Regions from separate parts of the Homo sapiens genome. Here region 1 is linked to region 2. A link is a contact called in ENCODE Hi-C or POLR2A ChIA-PET data. All regions are on one chromosome and are shown on one strand. The core of a region is the stretch at or near the end of the contact, and the rest is flanking DNA. Distances in the headings are between cores, read along the strand shown. Region 1 has its middle 61 kb from the start of MIR4290. Region 2 has its middle 22 kb from the start of MIR4290.

What was found. Hi-C counts contacts between places; a loop is a spot of excess contacts on that map. ChIA-PET counts read pairs that join two places held with the same protein, here RNA polymerase II (POLR2A). Pooled maps may share reads with other maps.
Region 1: a loop to region 2 is called in a map of naive thymus-derived CD4-positive, alpha-beta T cell, with 2.4 times the contacts of the local background. The contact joins two enhancer-like sites. A Hi-C loop is called at or near these places in 2 of 168 maps with a recorded cell type or tissue (CD4-positive, alpha-beta T cell and naive thymus-derived CD4-positive, alpha-beta T cell) and 7 of 50 pooled maps. POLR2A ChIA-PET finds 5 or more read pairs at or near these places in 8 of 52 experiments (A673, BJ, OCI-LY7 and 4 more).

What each region holds. Positions count from the first base shown.
Region 1 is chr9:89,959,144-89,965,647 of GRCh38, reverse strand. No RefSeq gene overlaps it. Among named protein-coding and RNA genes, the nearest start is that of MIR4290, 61 kb to the left of the region's middle. Within about 2 kb of position 3,348, at least 5 of the 41 ENCODE cell types and tissues checked have a DNase peak (open chromatin) inside an H3K27ac peak, as active enhancers do.
Region 2 is chr9:89,998,292-90,004,930 of GRCh38, reverse strand. No RefSeq gene overlaps it. Among named protein-coding and RNA genes, the nearest start is that of MIR4290, 22 kb to the left of the region's middle. RefSeq lists enhancers at 4,977-5,066, 5,117-5,166, 5,177-5,246, 5,287-5,456. Within about 2 kb of position 5,075, at least 31 of the 41 ENCODE cell types and tissues checked have a DNase peak (open chromatin) inside an H3K27ac peak, as active enhancers do.

The DNA.
Region 1 (6,504 bases), core at 2,099-4,598, 38 kb after region 2:
TCTGCAGGTCTATGGATCGCTTTAGGTGCCTGGGACACTGTTGAGTATTTCTAGCTATGGCATGGAATGTCTTTCCATTTATTTAGGTCTTCTTTAATTTCTAACAACTATTTTTTAAACACTTTTATGAACCCATGTGGGATCAGAGAAAATAGAAGAAACAGCCCCTGTCTTCTAGAATGCCTCTAGGAACAAGAGAGACCATATTTTTTCCTATTTAAAAGTTAAAGCCATTGTTTGTCTCAGTGCTTTTTGGCAAGTCTTTTACTTCATATGAGCAGCCAGTAATCGTTAAAGAGCAAAGTATCAAGATGTTAGCTTCCAAATGGTTATTCCAGCATTGGAGGAGCATAAATAGAACAAGACAAGAACACCAAAAGCAAGTTGCCCCACTGTTAAAAGAAGAACCCTTAGGCAAAGCCAATATGGGAAAGATGAAAACATGAGACCACATGAAAAAATTAAAGTCTGTATAGGGGAGCAAAGTTGCAAAAAAATAGTGGTCTGTAAAAAAAAAAAAAATCTGACATATTTGACAAGTAGCTATTGTTTTCCCCAAGGTGATTATACAAATCCCTGAGACAAAGATGAACCACCACAAAGAAAACTGAGTGGAGGCTATTTGCAAATGACATGTAAAATTGGCTAATAAACAAATAAAGATGTTCTAAACCTCATTATAATTCAATACATGTGCATCTTAACAACAAAATACCATATTTTACCTATCAGATGGGCCTTGATTAAAAAGTTGACTAATGCCCATTGTATGGGTGATGCTGTAAGGAATGAGCGACTCATAATCTGTTTATGGGAATATAAATTGGTGCAACTCTGGAAACTAATTTGGCAACACACATTTTTTAAAAAAAATCCTTTGACTCAGCAATTTCTGTTAGGAAGTGAACCTACAAGTATGCTCACAAAACTATGCCAAGGTACACGTGGAAGGATGCTGTTTTCGGTATTGTTTGTAATGGCACAACTAGACACAGGACGCAGGGTAACTAACAGCAGAGTTTTAGTTTTTTGTCTGTTTGTTTGCTTGTTTTTTTAACACACAGTCTCACTCTGTTGCCAGGCTGGAGTGCAGTGGTGCAATCTCGGCTCACTGCAAACTCTCACTCCCTGGTTCAAGCGATTCTCCTGCCTCTGCCTCCCAAGTAGCTGGGATTACAGGCATGTGCCACCACGCCCAGCTAATGTTTGTATTTTTAGTAGAGACGGGGTTTCACCATATTGGCCAGGATGGTCTCGATCTCCTGACCTCATGATCTGCCCGCCTCCGCCTCCCAAAGTGCTGGGATTACAGGCGTGAGCCACCGCACCCAGCCAGAATTTTGCTTTTTTAACCATGTGTTTGAGATATAATTTACATGTGCAGAAAATATTGCACATTTTATGATGAAAATTCAGTTATTTATTAACATATTTATTGAACACTTCGGTTGATACGTATGTTATGGATGTAGATGAAACTCAAAGCTAAATTATTAAGTAAAAAAAGCAAGTGGCTAAACATTGTGAATAATGGTGTAAAATCATTCAGTGAGTGTGGATTTTTGCAGCATAGACACACATGGGCATATGTACAACATTTCTCTGGAGGTTTACATAGGAGGCTGTTAAGTAATGTCTCCCTTTGAGTGGAGGGACTAGAGCTGAGAGTGGAGGGAAGTTCACGAAAGAAACTTTTCTATGTTTCTTCATTTCCTTCTGTACTCTCTGAATTTTTACCATGTAAGCCTATGATACTTACATTAAATAAAACTTTGTAAAACAGTCAGCAAACTAGCTAAAAATGACTACTTTCCAAATTTATGCAAAATAATCATAGCTTTGGGCTAATTAGTTGACTTTTTAACATGCAAAAGTTTGTAACAGGATTAAGACCTATTAATGTGATTAATTTAAATTATTAAAAGGCACATACATGTGCACATATACATACACACACATTCATTGTTCTCTAGTTGTGTTTGATCTATGACTATAAGAATGCTATGTGTGTATGCATGTGTGTGTAAGTGTGTGTTGTATGCATATGTTTGTGGATACATGTGGGGTGTGTGTGGAGATGTGGTGTGTGGTATGTGTGTAGTGTGTGCAAGCTCCTGTGTGTGTGCATGTGGTATGTGTGGTGTATGTGTACACGTGTGTGCACATGCAGGTGCATGTGGTATGTAAGTGGAATGCATGTGTGTGTGTGTGTGTGTGGCTGTGTGTGTGGCTATGTTTGTAGATAAGCATGACTGGGGGGCTTCAGGGCGAAGAGTAGGATTACCAGCAGTCCAGGGAAAGGGGCTCCCAGGCAGAGGGAGTGACCAGGGAGGAAAGGGAGGGTGCCTGGAAACGAGCACTTACCCTGTGGCTGGGCCTGGGGACCCTGGCACTGCCACCCCTGTGCTCACCGCTGAAAATGAGCGCCACATGATCATCGGCCCTTGGTGTGGACATCAGATTCACAGTGTAGGTGGCCGTGGTGCAGGAGCATGACGTGACGGTGCACAGCCATGCCACGAAAGACAAGGGAGTTATCCTGCATGTGCCTGTTCTTCCCTCTACCAACACAAAGAAATGCAACAAAAGAAAGGAGGCAGCCATGGGCAAGCTGCTGCCAGGGCTAATTTAGTCAGAGTTCCATGATGCTTTCAACCCTTTTGTTAAATGAGAAGTTGTACCGGATGGTTTCTCAAGCCCCTTTGAACTCCAAGGATAGAGAGGCAACCTAGGACTCTTAAGGAGCACAGTGACCATTTCACCACCAGTGAAAGGGAGGAGAACAGTGGCAGAGGGTAGCCCTGCTGCAGCACTGGGGCCTGTTGGGCAACACATTGATTGAGAAACTCAGCCCCAGGCCCCACTGGGGTCCCGATAGAAGCTGCAGCCACCCTGAGCCACTAAGGGGGCCCCAGCTAGGGCACAGCAGACCCTCGTCTTGTGAGTGCTAGCAGCTCCGGAGCACAGGACAGCCTTGTGACATGTAGCTGAAGACCTCAGACAAGACCCCGAGCCTCTCAGGCCTTTACCTTGCCTTCAACAAGCTGAAGTCAGTGCAGAAGCTCCCTGGGAGCACTCCATCAACTCTGTAGTGACACTAAAAATTGGTGTCATTGGTCCCCCTTGACTTGGCCTGTCACATCCACCCAATGGTGTGGACATGGCCTTGGGCACTGATATGATGTAGCTGGGACCCTGAAATCTGGAGACCTCTCCTCCATACCCCCAAATCCAAACAGGAACACTGAATGTCCCATCTTAAGGATGTAAATGTTTTCAGCAAGAAGTTAGGAGAAATGGATGACAAGTTTCACTTCCAGATATCTGTGAAGACAGGACCTCCCAGTAAACTCCCAGCAACAGCTGCAGCGGTGGACACACAATTAAGTGCTTACTGATGAGACTGGAATCCTATTTCCAGTCAGCTGCTTGGCTCTGTACATGTTTTTCTTATGGTTTATTCTGCATAATTTCCAATCTAGCTGCCTGTTTTGAAAAAAGGGAAAAAGTCAGATCTAGAATGTTATCCAAGGAGTACTTTCACTTTCACTGTGGTTTGCTCACTTAACTCTAAACAAAGTAAGCCCACAGCACGGTGTTCAAATGGGTAGTGGGATCCTGGAGTTGGACACACCACACATACCTGCGTTGGATGACTGCTGTCCAGCCCTGAGTCCAGATGCGCTGGCCTGGGAGCCCAGAGCCCAGTCCACAAGCTGTCCTTGGAGTAGCCTTTGGACCTTTAGGGCAGCCCTGCACCTTTGAGCATTTGAGGGAGAAGCAAATGTGACAAGCTCGTTTCTAGACCCTATTTCAAAGACACAGGAAGCTGTGATTCAGTCAGAAGACGGCCCTGCTGACCTACATGCGCCAAATGAAATCTCCTCACTTAGAAGACGGCCCTTGCCCCTCTCCTTCTCTTCACCTCGGTGAGAAAGAGTCCAGAGCCTCCTGGGTCCACAAGATCTGTTCTGTCTCTGCCCTAGATTGGTTCCATGGGCCTTGGCCTCAAGGTTGGGGAAAACACAAAATAAATCCCCCATTATTTTTCAAAGCCTCAGAGCATCCAGCAACATAGGGATGTCAGACAACCCAAAGAGAAGGAACCTCACGTCTACACCCACTGGGAAGAGGGTTTCCAGTGTTTACTTCATGTTGGCCCTGTCCATGCAGAGATCCCTGAGAGGCACACAGTGGCACCAACATGACCTGCACCATACCCAGCTAGTCTCCAGGCATCCACCGTGACCCCGGACTGTATAGGTTCCAACTCCAGGAGTTTACTGGATCCTGAACAGTCTCTCCTCTCTCCTGTCACGCCCTCCATTCCTGTCTCCAGGAATCCACTGTGAACCCAAGTGGGCCCCACCCCAACTCTAGACATCCACACTGACCCCTTACAATCTCCACCCCATCCCTAGGCAAACAGTGGACTTTTTTTAGCATAGACAGACAGTAAGGCTGTTACCAGGAGAACTGCAATTTGGTCCTCAAGAAGGGAGATGGGTTATGGACCTCCATGTGCAAGCCTCATAAGGGCAATGGCCCTGCCCTCCCAAAGGTTCTGTGTCTACAGAATGGAGCTGAGGCTGTCTGTGGTCCAGGGAGGGAAGAGATGGGTCAGGAAACACTTGAGGAAGCAGCTCACCTGCTCAAGGACTGGAGAAAATTCCACATCTCAACTTCCTCCTATAAATTCACATTTTAAGAATGCACTTAAACCAATACACCTTCTGTTAATTCTTTTGTTTTGATCCTTTTTTCCTTTCTGGAGAAATTTCCAAGAACCCTGAGATAAATGCCAAAATGAAAAACTTTTACATTCCCACACAACAACTTTAATTAGCTCTGAGGTTTGGCTGTGGAGAAAGAACCAGTAACTGGTTGTATTTGAACTATATGGCCACTGTTAGTCCAGCGTCTCTAGGTGTTTGCATAGGAAGACAGGCTAAAGGAGAGCTAGGGACACTGGTAGGAAGGTGTTTCTGTTCTTCCGTTTTCTTTGGGCCTCTCCTCACCCCACTTCCAAATTGGAGACAAGCCAATTTTGTTTTACCCTTTAGTTCATTTTCCACATTAAAAAAATATGTTGTCCCAACAATGCAACCCACCTGAAATTTCTATTGTCACCTGGAGCAGGTGGTGAAGCCCAGCTTGTGGGAGCCCAGGACATCCTAGAACCTTGGGCTATGTGTAGTGTGACCTCAGCGAGCCACAGGGGCTGCACAGAGACCCCGACTCAGCTGTGCACACTAGATAGGTAGGACACACCTGCATAGGTCGGTGTCCTCATCCATAAAATAAAATGGAGATGATAGTAAAGGTCACTTAAGACATATATTCTGCGGTTCATACAAATAGAGGGATAGGCTGGAAGCTGACAGATGTGAACCCTAAAGCATTTTAATTTCCCAATCACATGGCTGTGTTATACATTCAGAACACAAGTAAATAGAAATAAAGTAATACATTTGTAAAAGATAAGCCACGGCCAGAGAGATTTGCAACATTGATCATGGACAAAGCAGTCATATAGAGAATTAATCAATAATTCCCTCAAGACCGGGCGCGGTGGCTCACGCCTGTAATCCCAGCACTTTGGGAGGCCGAGGCGGGCAGATCACAAGGTCAGGAGATCGAGACAATCTTGGCTAACATAGTGAAACCCCGTCTCTACTAAAAATACAAAAATTAGCCGGGCGTAGTGGCGGGCGCCTGTAGTCCCAGCTACTTGGGAGGCTGAGGCAGAAGAATGGCGTGAACCCAGGAGGCGGAGCTTGCAGTGAGCCGAGATCCCGCCACTGCACTCCAGCCTGGGCGACAGAGCGAGACTCCGTCTCAAAAAAAATAAATAAATAAAAAATAATTCCCTCAAGCCCATATTAAAGATATGAACAGTGAATAGGAAAATGGGCAAAAGATATGAACATGAAATTTGTCAAAGAAAAAACTTTCATGTTCAATAAAATATTTGAAAAGATGTTTAACAGGCTCGCCCAGCCCTGGCCATGCCCCTAGAGAGAAGGCTCCCGGCCGCTGTGGGGTAGGACTGGGCCAGTGCTCTCCACGCTCTCTGGCAGACTGTGAGACCTGTCACTGCTCACCCATCCTCACATTTTATTTTTATTTTTTATTTATGTTTATGGTTTTTTTTTTGTGAGATGCGGCACCCCCATGGCTCACTGCATCCTCAACCTCCTGGGTTCAAGTGATCCTCCCACCTCAACCTACCAAAGTGCTGGAATTATATTCATAAGCCATCACACTCGGCATGCCCACATTTTAAAGAGATTCATTCAAGCATTGTTGTTAACAATAAGAATTTTTGAAACATTTAAACATCTATTAATAATCAATGAATACAGCTTTTATACTTGTATGATAGAATATTTGCATCAGTAAAAATAAATCATTGTGTAGCAGCATGGATAAGTCTCTAAAACATTGTGCTCGGAGGAGAAAGCAAGTGGAAGAATGATACCTACAGTTAATGCCATTTCTGTA
Region 2 (6,639 bases), core at 3,826-6,325:
GGGAAGGAGGGAGAAAAGAAAAATGAGGTGAGAAGCTGGGACTTAGGAGAGACTCCTTCCAGCTGGGGAAGGCAGGGAGGTTAGGGGTTCTGCCAAAGCACCACCTCCTCCACCACCACAGTATCTCACAGAAGCTTCTGGTCCCTAGTGGACAATGGCTTAGTGTCTGCAGTTTGTGTGTGTGCTTAGCCTGTCTCCTCGACACCGAAAATCTTCCAGGGGCATAGGCTCGTTCTACATTTTGTTCAACACTGCATCTCTAATATCTAGGGAAGGGTAGCCCCTGGGCCCAGAAATCTCACCAGAAAAATCTTTCCTGTAACTAAAAAGCAGCATAGATGGAGGACTTCAAGGCCCCTGTGGGCACAGAGAGTCAGGGATCACTCAGGGACCCCAGTGTGAGCCTAGGACCTGGAGCCCCCAAATACATTGTTCTGTTCAAGAACCCTGAGAAATATGTGCAGAGAAAGACACTCCAGAACTGATTGAGATTTAATTCAGAACTGGGATCTAATTTTACTTAACAAGTAAATAAGGACATAGGACATTTTTTGCACACTCATGTGTGTAGCTAAGATTTATACACCTGTCCTATCAGTAGCCCAGGGTGCCACTCCTCCTCTGTGTGTGAGGGAGCCCTTGACAGGCGAGGGGAGACAGGGAGGTCACGTGAGCTTTCTCCCTCATGGCTGGGCATGAGGTCACTGCAGCTGGTGGTCTTGAATGCACAGAGTCCTCCAGCCATGCCCCCAGCAGTCCGGGAGCTGGGGAGAGTCATCCCTGTTTATTCTCACAGAGTGCCTCCCCTCCCAGTCCTCACCTCACAAAACGCGCACCCGATTGCCTTGCTGGGGGAGACAGCATGTTTCTGATGGAACTCAGAAAGCTATTGAGCTCCCAAGGGGAAGGGTGAGATCTGGGAGAGATGGAGGCACGGAGGTTCCAGTCCCCTTGGGATGAGCTGTCCCTCCCAGGCAGGCACTCATGGTGGCTTTCCTAGACTCCTTTGATCAAAGCATGCTCTTGCAGCAGCACATGCACGGCCTTATCCTGCTGCCTGTGAAATGTCCAGCTAAGCTGCCCTCTCTCCTTCTGACCCTGGTTGTCACTACAACTCAGATGGGGACCCAGCTTCCAGAAAGTTCTTCTGAACCCCTAAATCTTCCCCCTGGGAAAAGACTACATCTAAAAATAGGTAGAATCATCAGTTTTCGATGGGGAGATTATATATCAATTATGCATATTTTTACTTAATTACTTTTGTTTGTTTTCCTGGTTTTCCAAAAGTTCGTGTCCATTTTACATTTGAAAAAGGAGAATATATATTTTGGCATCATCCTTGAATGGCATGAACAATCCCTTGTGAAGAAGCCCCAGCGTCCTCCCATGAGTCCGGACCACCACCAGCACCAAAGACCTTGCCGGAGAATCTGGGCTTCGAGTCAGCTGAAATGTTAAATGGGCCTTTTTGCTATTAAAACTTCCCCCCCGCTTTGACTTAAATATAGTGGTGAGTAGCGCTGGAATGAGGTTTTTGTTCACCAAAAGTTTCTCCCAGAATAGAAACTGCCCCCAGTATTTTTCTTGGGAAGTACATCTATCTGGCAATGGTCACTGTTGACATTTTAAGCTAATGCACTCTGCTATGCAAAGTTAAGCCCAAAAAGCAAAGAGCTGTTTGCCATTTTGTGTTTCTTTTTTTTTTTTTTACCCAAACTCTGCCAGCTGGGGTAAAGACACCCTTACTAGTCAAACGTGCTCAGCACTTGGACTCTTTGCTTGTAAATTCCTGACACTCCAGGCACTGCCCGGGTTGGTTTGGCATCGTGGCCTTCAAGCTGGGGCAAGTGGCCCAAAGCCTTTCTTATCCTTCTCTCTGGCACTTGCGGCCTCCAGCAAAAGAAAAATTAGGACAGTGTTCTTTGCATGAGGATAGAGTTTCACATGCTCTGGTCTCTTCAGAGGGGCACCACTCCACAGATGAAAAACAGCCAGCCAAAAATTAAGCAGCTGGCCCCTCTGTCAATCCAAGTTCTGGGGTCTGGGGCCTAAAACACAGCACCTGTTGCAAGTAAGCAGTTGCAATGGTCCTGCAGCTGTGGGTGCTGTTATGCAGCCATCTCGTAGCAACAACACAGCAGTCGTTGTCAGTCTGACACGTGAGGATGGCATAATAAATGCATTTTGTCACAGCTCCTGCTGCCCCCCAGAAAGAAACCCTGCACAATTTAACAGGATCACTACAAGTCATCATAGAGAAACACTCATTTGACTGGGTCGATTAGCCTCTTGGACACCTTTCTACTAGGTTTCTATGGTTACCATGTTCATTATTTTTGTAGAACAAAACAGCAATTCACAATCTGCAAACCACAATCTCCATCAGATGCTGCAAACCCAACCCCCAACCCTTCCTGCTTTCCTCTGGCATCAGTAACCAGGATGATAGGAAAGTGCCCTGGAATGAAATCACTAAGCATTTAGGCACTTCACATTCTCTGTCCCTGCCGGGGAGAAGCCTGCAAGCACAGAGACAGGCAGGGATCCCAGGATCAAGGGGGCTGGAGAGGGGCAAGGGGTCGATATCACACCCAAATCTTTGGTAATACTTGTATGTTCATCTTGGCTTGGGATCCAGAGTAATTATTTTTTATCCTATCTACCTCTGTTGACATTTTGGCTAGATTGCTTTTCAGATGAAAAAGTTTTATTAAAGAATTGCTTCTGGAAAATAATTTTCAAACCAGTTCTGTGCATGTCGTGATCAAATTCAGGATAACATTGCAAACAGAGACTGTGAATTCCTGAAAAGATTTGGAGTGTGTATTATTATCCGTGTCTCATCTGCCACTTGAATGCAGACGCGGAAAATCTTGGGCAGTGGCCCTTTTGTCAGAAGGAACTAAATGGTACCGCCCTGCTGGAAATGATCCCGGCGGCAGCCCCCAGGCTCACAGCTAATTCAAAACATGAAATGACACCCCAGCATCCAGAATTGCAGGGCCTGTGCTCTGCTGCCTGGGCCCTCCACCAGGTGCCCCTTTCTGTGGCCTCTGCTTTGTCAGAGACATGCTGTGTAGAGCAGGGAACAGGCAGCCTTGACATCCTTACAAAGCACTCTCCTTGGTATTGTTCCTCTTATTTTATTAATACAAACTCTCACGCCTGTAATCCCAGCACTTTGGGAGGCAGAGAAGGGCAGATCACAAAGTCAAGAGATCGAGACCATCCTGGCCAACACGGTAAAACCCTGTCTCTACTAAAAATACAAAAAAAATTAGCTGGGTGTGGTGGCACGTGCCTGTAGTCCCAGCTACTTGGGAGGCTGAGGCAGGAGAATCACTTGAACTCGGGAGGTGGAGGTTGCAGTGAGCCCAGATCACGCCACTGCACTCCAGCCTGGCGACGGAGCAAGACTCCATCTCAAAAAAAAAAAAAAAAAAAAAAAAAAAAAGACACTGAAAGGGCACTGTCTTTTTAATTAAGTTGTTCTCTCTCCCCCGTGTCTTTAGTTCTATACAGAAAAAATGTCATATTTTATTATGCTCTGAAGTCTCTGTTTTAGTTTACTCTGACAAAGCTGTTGCTCAGAGTAAAAGTCAGCAAGTCACCCAGCCATAACACACATTGTCTATACCAGCAGGGCAAAGGTGAAATAATCCAGGGATTGTCCCCAACTCTCTTCTGACATGACGGATGGTTGGCCCAGTACCTGATGGTAACAGGAGCTACGACAAGCAGGAGTACTACAAGATGAAGGGAGATTTGGGACGATGTTTGATCTTTGAAGGTCACCCTTCCTGCGTACGAGGCAGAAGTCAAGCTGACGTCTCTAAGCTCCTCTCCTGGTTTTGAGCAAGCATGTTCCAGGAAGCTGATTTGTTATTTTGGCAAGTGACTGTTTATCATGATGCATTTCGGGGGAGTTGGGGGTCAGGTTTCCTGTTGCAGGGAGTTCTGATAGTTCCTGATATTTACATACATAGGTCTTCAACTATTGATGAAAAATGTAATGTGGGAAGGTGAATTTCAACCCTATGTGGTTGAAACTCAACAAAAAGAATATATAGAGATAAAAAGCTGGGGAGAATGTAGTCTGTATATTACGAGGATTCTTTGAATCCATGCATAGAAATTTGTTGTCTCCATTTTTCTTCCACACAGAACACTTAAAATTCAAAAGTCAGGAGAGGCAACTTTGATGCTGAGAGATGAGCTCTCCATGACATCTCCCTGAAATAGTTCGGATTTATCCTGCAGCCGCAAATCAGAGTCATGCATTACTTCTTTCTGAAAAACAAATTTAAAACCACCCGTCATTCCTCATCATTTGTACAAAAATCCTTATGAAAATGATTAAAGAAGGTAATGGAAGCACAACTCCCGCGTTGGTAAGGACAGAGCAAAGACCTTCCATAAAAGCTAGTTCCCTTCTCCTCCTTTTGAAAACCAAACCAAACAAAAATATCTGGCTGAAACGACAGTGAAACAGCAGAAAATTATTTACCTTCAAAATTGCAGACAAAATAACCCCCCACACACAGTTCAAAGAAATGAACTTGTAAATATTGTGACTTATTAAAACAACAAGGCTATAATTCACTTCACCTCCAGAAAAAAATCAAAACAGCACTTGCTTAACCTCCACAAGAACCCTGAGAAGTTGGCAATGCAAAGGACAGCTCTTTCTGCAGGAGCAGCAGGGAGAGGGAGACTTCGCCTCATGCATGTTTACACAAGGCTTAAAATAGATTTTGAGTGCCTAACGCTGCTCAGCGCCTTAGTGTAACTCCAATGCCAGCCTTCCCAGCAGCCAGTGGACTCCGACCTTGATCCCTGCACCGGTGCCAGGCAAGCCCCAGGAGCATGTGCTACGGAGCCAGTCCACAGAGCTCCCTCCTCAGGGACCCGACACCAGAACTGGACCTTCATCTGGCTGTCCCCAGTCACTCCCAGCGCCTTCTCAGGCATTTTCACTTTCTGGGCAGAAGGAGAGGTGGGCTGTCTCTTCAGTCTCAATACCCAGCTGTCCCAGCCAGGCATGGAAAGTGAAAGCTTGCTGCTGAGAACCACCCCGACTTACAGGAAGGAGCCCTGAGGTTTCTGTGACCCCAGGCCCTTGACTGGAAAGTGGCTACTGAGGCTGAGTGTCTCCTAGCCCTGCCCTGGTGTGTGCCTCCCTGGGGCAGAGGGCACATCTCAGTCATGCCCCTCTCCTCGGGAGGGGGAAGGCCCCACATGGCCCAGAGGTACTGGGGGACCAGCTCAAGCTCCTTTTGCCACAACACTTTTCACCAGAAAACTCTAAGCCTGCAGGGGCTGCCCCTCAGCCAGCTCCTGTGCACAGGTCAGGAAATCAGAGCCGCTGTCAGGCAGGGCAGGCCTCAAGTCCGTGAGCATTTGCCAGGTCAGAGCCTTCTCAGAGCTGTGGCCTGCTACACCCTACCTGCTAAACCTGCATGGAACCCTGGGCTGATCCCCCTAGGTCCATTTAAAACCTGGAGCTCTACTACCAGTTCTAGCCCAGGCAGCGCCTGCCAGCCATCGCAGAACAGCTCAGCACAGCCTGGCAAGGCCAGCAAGCCACTGGGCAAACCGGTTATCTCAGCAGGGCCCAGCAACAAAACTTTCTGCCAACTCAGGTGAAAGAGAGTGAGTACATGTCTGTAATGTCTCTGTGTATGTGTGTGTACATACAACACACACATACAGACATATATATACATATATATTGAGGTATATCTGCACATATATATGAAAGTATATATTTAACAGTAAATGTCCCACAAGTACAGGAAGCTGCATAAAGCAAACATGAAGTTTAATGAAGTCCTATAAGGCAAAAATGCTTGTAACCCCCAGCACCCACTCTAGAGCCTTCCCACCCCCCTACAGAACCCCACTCCCAAATCTCTCCTCCCTCCTGGGGCACAGCTGGGCTGAGTCTTATGGCCATTAGTTCTCTAGTTTTCTTTGTCATTTTATTACCCAAGTGAGATTCATCCTCCATGGAGCATAGTGTTGCCTTTTATCTTTGGCTATGCCTGATAAGTCAGCAAGTGCCCACGCCTGAGGTAGACATGGATATACATATATGCATGTGTGCATATGCATGAGTATGAAAGCAGATGCTGTAACATGCTTAGAACAGAATCCACACTCCTCTCCCGTTCAGGCTAGTGCCCTGCTATTTGGAACGCCATTTATTGGATAAACAACAGACAAGTATAAATTAATACCATACTTTAAAAAAAAAAACTGCATGTGGTGCCTCAAGCCTGAGCCATTAGAACAATTCCCCGAGTATGAGTGTGAAGCTACTCCCAGAGCCAGGAGGCCTCCATGTGTATCTCCACCACTCCCTCTGCAGCCCCATGGGTGGTGAGCCTGGGGACCCCAGTGAAACCATCTCCAGCTCCTACCAGATTTCCAGCTTCTTGAGGAAGGAGGCCGGCAGGGCTCAGTACATTGGCCACAGAACGCAGCCGGAGAAGGAATCCAGGGTGGTCTAGGCCAACCCGTACCCCCTTGATGGGGTCGATTGCCAAATGTCTGTGAATTTCGGGACCAGTTGTTACACACAGCCATTATTAAAAATTAAAATGAATAGATTTGCAATAAAATAAATTATATTAAAAT